2 separate regions of the Homo sapiens genome follow, and region 2 is linked to region 1. Evidence: read pairs that join two places in POLR2A ChIA-PET (ENCODE). Cell type or tissue: OCI-LY7. All regions are shown on one strand. Links, peaks and the distances in the headings refer to the core of each region. The heading gives the core; the rest is flanking DNA.

Region 1 (2,920 bases), core at 194-2,693:
GAAAACCTCCTGTATTAGTCTGTTCTCACAATGCTATAAAGACATACCTGAAATTTGGTAATTTATAAAGAAAGGGGGTTTAATTGACTCACAGTTTTGCATGGCTGGGGAAGCCTCAGGAAACTTACAATCATGGTGGAAGGTGAAAGGGAAGCAAGGTGTGTCTTATACGATGGCAGGAGAGAGAGAGCAAAGGAAGTCACACTTTTAAACCATTAGATCTTGTGAGAACTCACTATCATGAAAACAGCAAGGGGGAAACCACCTCCATGTTCCAATCACCTCCCACGAGGTCCCTCTCTCAACACGTGGGGATTACAATTTGAGATGAGATTTGGGTGGGTACATAGAGCCAAACCATATTACCTCCCTTCCACACATGTGCCCCTGACACTCCATGACTTCTGCCTCCTGTTCCCCTCCCAATAATAGAGCTGGGAAATAATCTCATATCAATACATAAAATAGTTTCACAATATATTTGGCTGCACAGTATTCCAATGTGTGAATGTACCATAATTTATTTACTCATTTCATTATAGATAAACCTTTTTTTTAATTATACTTTAAGTTCTGCAGTACATGTGCACAACGTGCAGGTTTGTTACATATGTATACATGTGCCATGTTGGTGTGCTGCACCCATTAACTCATCATTTACATTAGGTATATCTCCTAATGCCATCCCTCCCCACTCCCCCTACCCCACAACAGGCCCCGGTGTGTGATGTTCCCCTTCTTGTGTCCAAGTGTTCTCATTGTGCAATTCCCACCTATGAGTGAGAACATGTGGTGTTTGGTTTTTTGTCCTTGCGATAGTTTGCTGAGAATGATGGTTTCCAGCTTCATCCATGTCCCTACAAAGGACATGAACTCATCCTTTTTTATGGCTGCATAGTATTCCGTGGTGTATATGTGCCATATTTTCTTAATCCAGTCTATCATTGATGGACATTTGGGTTGGTTCCAAGTCTTTGCTATTGTGAATAGTGCCACAATAAACATACATGTGCATGTGTCTTTATAGCAGCATGATTTATAATCCTTTGGGTACATACCCAGTAATGGGATGACTGGGTCAAATGGTATTTCTAGTTCTAGATCCTTGATGAATTGCCACAAAAACAAGAAATAGGGAAAGGATTCCCTATTTAATAAATGGTGCTGGGAAAACTTGCTAGCCATATGTAGAAAGCTAAAACTGGATCCCTTCCTTACACCTTATACAAAAATTAATTCAAGATGGATTGAAGACTTAAATGTTAGACCTGAAACCATAAAAACCCTAGAAGAAAACCTAGGCAATACCATTCAGGACATAGGCATGGGCAAGGACTTCATGTCTAAAACACCAAAAGCAATGGCAACAAAAGCCAAAATTGACAAATGGGATCTAATTAAACTAAAGAGCTTCTGCACAGCAAAAGAAACTACCATTAGAGTGAACAGGCAACCTACAGAATGGGAGAAAATTTTTACAATCTACCCATCTGACAAAGGGCTAATATCCAGAATCTACCAAGAACTCAAACGAATTTACAAGAGAAAAACAAGCAACCCCATCAAAAAGTGGGCAAAGGATATGAACAGACACTTCTCAAAAGAAGACATTTATGCAGCCAACAGACACATGAGAAAATGCTCATCATCACTGGCCATCAGAGAAATGCAAATCAAAACCACAATGAGACACCATCCCACACTAGTTAGAATGGCGATCATTAAAAAGTCAGGAAACAACAGGTGCTGGAGAGGATGTGGAGAAATAGGAACACTTTTACACTGTTGGTGGGACTGTAAACTAGTTCAACCATTATTGATAAAACTTTAAGTTGTTTTACTCTGATTCCACTACAAATAATACAGACATGAATAACATAATATGTAAGCTGATTTTCACATATGCCTGCATGTCTATAAGATAAATTTCTAGTCTGGCCTCAGTGGCTCATACCTGCAATTCCAATACTTTGGGCAGCTGAGGAAGGAGGATTGCTTGAGCCCAGGAGTTTGAGAATAGCCTGGACAACACAGCAAAACCTTGTCTCTACAAAAAGTAAAAATAAAAAAATAAAAGGCTGGGTGCAGTGGCTTACACCTATAATCCCAGCACCCTGGGAGGCTGAGGCAGGTGGATCATCTGAGGCCAGGAGTTCGAGGCAAGCCTGGCCAACTTGGTGAATACCTGTCTCTACTAAAAATACAAAAATTAGCTGGGCGTGGTGGTGAGCGCCTGTAATCCCAGCTACTTGGGAAGCTGAGGCAGGAGAATCACTTGAATCTGGGAGGCGGAGGTTGCAGTGAGCTGAGATCACGCCACCGCACTCCAGCCTGGGTGACAAGAGTGAAACTCTGTCTCAAAAAACAAACAAAAAACAAAAAAATAGTGCACCTGTGGTTTCAGCTACTCAGGAGGCTGAGGTGGGAGGACTGCTTGAACTTGGAAGGTCAAGTTTGCAGTAAGCTATGATTATGCTACTGTACTCCAGCCTGGGTGACAGAGCAAAACTCTGTCTCAAAAAAAATATATATATATAGAAGTGATGCTGTTGGGTCAAAGAACATGTAGATTCACAGAAGAGCATGCATTATTACATATCCTCAACAGTACAGCCTGTTAACAAAGTTTTTGCTTTTTGCCTATTTTGTTGGTAAAAAATGGTATCTCAGCATATATTTAAATTGTACTTATCTTATTATGAGTGAGGTTAAATATAATTTCAGATGTTTGTAAGCCATTTGTTTTTCCTTTTTTGAGAACTGCTTGTTTTTGAAGAAATCTTCACCAAGGGAACAATCATTGGAGCATCTGTTTTGTTTTTTTTTTGTTTTTTTTTGTTTTTTTGAGACAGAGTCTCGCTGTCCCCCAGGCTGGAGTCCAGTGACACGATCTCGGCTCACTGCAAGCTCCGCCTCCCGG
Region 2 (2,920 bases), core at 264-2,763, 340 kb after region 1:
GATCACAAGGCCAGGAGTTCAAGACCAACCTGGCCAACATGGTGAAACACCATCTATACTAAAAATACAATAGCCGGGTGTAGTGGCAGGCACCTGTAATCCCAGCTACTCGGGAGGCTGAGGCAGAGAATTGCTTGAACCCAGGAAGCAGAGGCTGTAATGAGCTGAGATCATGCCATTGCACTCCAGCCTGGGCAACAGAGTGAGACTCTGTCTCAAAAAAAAAAAAAGGAAAAAAAAAAAAAAGACGCAGGCACCCTCCTAAGAAGAGATTGGACTATCAAGGGCAGCAAATCTGAGAGGTAGGGGCACCAGCCACAACCTGCATATGCAAGAAAACAAATTGTAGTTTAGTATCATTAGCCCCTGTTTCGTGCCTTCCTGGGTCTTTCCTTCTTGACCTTCCATCTGGTTAGACATTGCTTCCTTCAGGAAGCCTTCTCTGATTTTCCATACATGGGTAAGAACTGTACATTCTGAGCTCCCTTGTTCATTTTCATCCTGGAGATGTCACCCTGAGTTATAATTGCTCGTTTGGATGCCTGGTCTCTCCTACCAGACTATACACTCCATGGGGTGTACATCTTTTACACCACTGTGTTCCCAAACCTGGCATAGCACCTTGTACATCTGTTTTCAATAAAATACATGTTCAGCAAATGACAGTCTCATAGAAAAAGCCCAGTCTTTGGTGTTCTATAAAACCTGGGTTCAGATCCTGACTCTGTCACTTAAAAGCTGTGTAACTCTGGGCGTATTACTTAACCTCTCTGAGCCTCACTCATCATCTCTGTAAACAGGTGTAAGGTACAAGGTCAGTGTGAGGACTCAATGGGAGGAAATGTGGAAAGTGTGGTGCATGGCCACAGTCAGCACTCAGCAGATGTTGGGTTCTCATCTCTGTCTCCTATATTTAACACATCTATTCCAGCCACATGTCCCCACCAAGCCAGGGCCCTCGGCACCTTATAAAACCTCCTACTTGTTACCTTACTTCACACTGTCTGTCTCAGATGTATTAAGCTCTTCCTTTGTACCAGATACTGCTCTAAACTAGGTGTCAGCAGACTACAGCCTGTGAACCAAATCTAGCCCCACACCTGTTTTTGTATATAATGTCCATGAGCTAAGAAAGGTTTTCACATTTTTAAATGGTTAGGAAAAAACTAGAAATAATATTTCATGCCACATAAGAATTATTTGAAATTCAAATTTTAGTGCCCATAAATAAACTTTTTTTTTTTTTCGAGACAGCTTCTCACTCTGTTGCCTAGGCTGGCGTGTAGTGGTGTGATCATGGCTCACTGCAGCCTTGACATCCGGGGCTTAAGCCATGCTCCCACCTCAGCCTCCCGAGTAGCTGGTACTACCCGTGCGCCACCACGCCAGGCTTATTTTAAACTTTTTTTGCAGAGATGGGGTTTAGCTATATTGCCTAGGCTGGTCTTGAACTCCTGGGCTGAAGTGGTCCTCCTGCCTCTACCTCCTGAAGTGCTGAGATTATAGGCCTGAGCCACTGCACTCAGCCATAAATAAACTTTTATTGATATATAGCCATACAAATTATTTTTCATCTTGTCCATGGCTGCTTGTCTCTTTGGGCTGCTACAACAAAATAGCGCCTTATAAACAACAGACATTTATGTCACACAGTTCTAGGAGTGGGGAAGCCCAAGATCAAGGCCCCAGCAGATTCAGTGTTGGGTGAGGGCTTTCTAGTTTGTAGAAAATTCATTTCTAATTCATTTCTAGATGATACCTTCTCCCTGTGTCCTCACATAATGGGAGAGGCTAGCTAGCTCTCTGGGGCCTCTTTTACAAGGGCATTAGTCGCAGTCTTGAAGGCTTTACCCTCATAGCCTAATCCCCTCCCCAAAGCCCCATCTCCTGATACTATCACCCTGGGGGTTAGGATTTCAACATGCGAATTTGGGGGGACACAAAACATTCAGACCATATCCTCTGCTTTTTTTTTTTTTTTTTTTTTTTGAGGCAGAGTCTTGCTGTGTCACCCAGGCCGGAGGGCAGTGGTGCGATCTCGGCTCACTGCAACCTCGCCTCCCGGGTTCAAGCGATTCTCCTGCCTCAGCCTCCCAAGTAGCTGGGATTACAGGTGTGCATCACCACGCCCGGCTGATTTTTATATTTTTAGTAGAGATAGGGTTTTGCCATGTTGGCCAGGCTGGTCTTGAACTCCTGACCTCAGGTGATCCGCCCGCCTCAGCCTCCCACAGTGCTAGGATTACAGGCGTGAGCCACTGCACCAGGCCTATAGCTTCTACTTTTGGACTACAATGGCGGAGTTGAGCAGTTGTTGCAGAGACCATATGGCCCACAAAGCCAAAAATACTTACCATCTGGCCCTTTTTAGAAAACGTTTTCCAACCCCTGTTCTAAGCAGTGCCCACACTGATGACTCTCAAGCCGTCATAAGCCATGTGAAGTCAGCCCCAGTACTTCTCATTCTACAGTGGAGGAGCCCGAGGTGGAAAGAGGTTAAGTCCCATGGCCACAGTCACACAGTGGTAGATGGTAGAGTTGGGACCAAGCTCCTATTGCCTCTGAAAGAGGAGGTCACTGCTCAGGAGGCTGGGGACAACCCTAGACAGCCTCCATGCTGTGCTGGGGAGCCTGGCCTGGAAGGTTCTTGATCAGGGGAATGACATAATAAAGTGAAACCCTAAGGTGACCACTATGGTCACTGACTTGCAGGAGAGAGTGGGTGGGAGAAGTGGGATAGAGGAAGGACTAAGAACTGGAATTTTGGAACTAAACTTCCTGGTTTGGGTTGCAGCCAGCCACTGATCTCTGCCACCTTGGACAAATTAATTAGTGTCTCTCTGCCTAATTTCCTTCACTCTACAAAGAAGATAATAATAGAATCTGGATTCTACCTTATGGGGTTGTTGGAAAGATTAGA

What was found. ChIA-PET counts read pairs that join two places held together with the same protein. Peaks named below come from ENCODE experiments on the same cell type or tissue, not always from the same donor. Only the 100,000 strongest peaks of a DNase experiment are listed, where the experiment ranks them.
Region 2: POLR2A ChIA-PET joins it to region 1 with 5 read pairs; 2 of 35 experiments call an interaction of 5 or more read pairs at or near these places.

What each region holds. Positions count from the first base shown.
Region 1 is chr12:96,439,324-96,442,243 of GRCh38, reverse strand. No RefSeq gene overlaps it. Among named protein-coding and RNA genes, the nearest start is that of CDK17, 40 kb to the right of the region's middle. In OCI-LY7, for the core only: no CTCF peak of the experiment used is centred there; no DNase peak of the experiment used is centred there.
Region 2 is chr12:96,104,216-96,107,135 of GRCh38, reverse strand. All of the region lies in intron 2 of LOC105369923 (a long non-coding RNA gene), which reads right to left. Among named protein-coding and RNA genes, the nearest start is that of LINC02452, 67 kb to the left of the region's middle. In OCI-LY7, for the core only: no CTCF peak of the experiment used is centred there; a DNase peak (open chromatin) is centred at 1,325.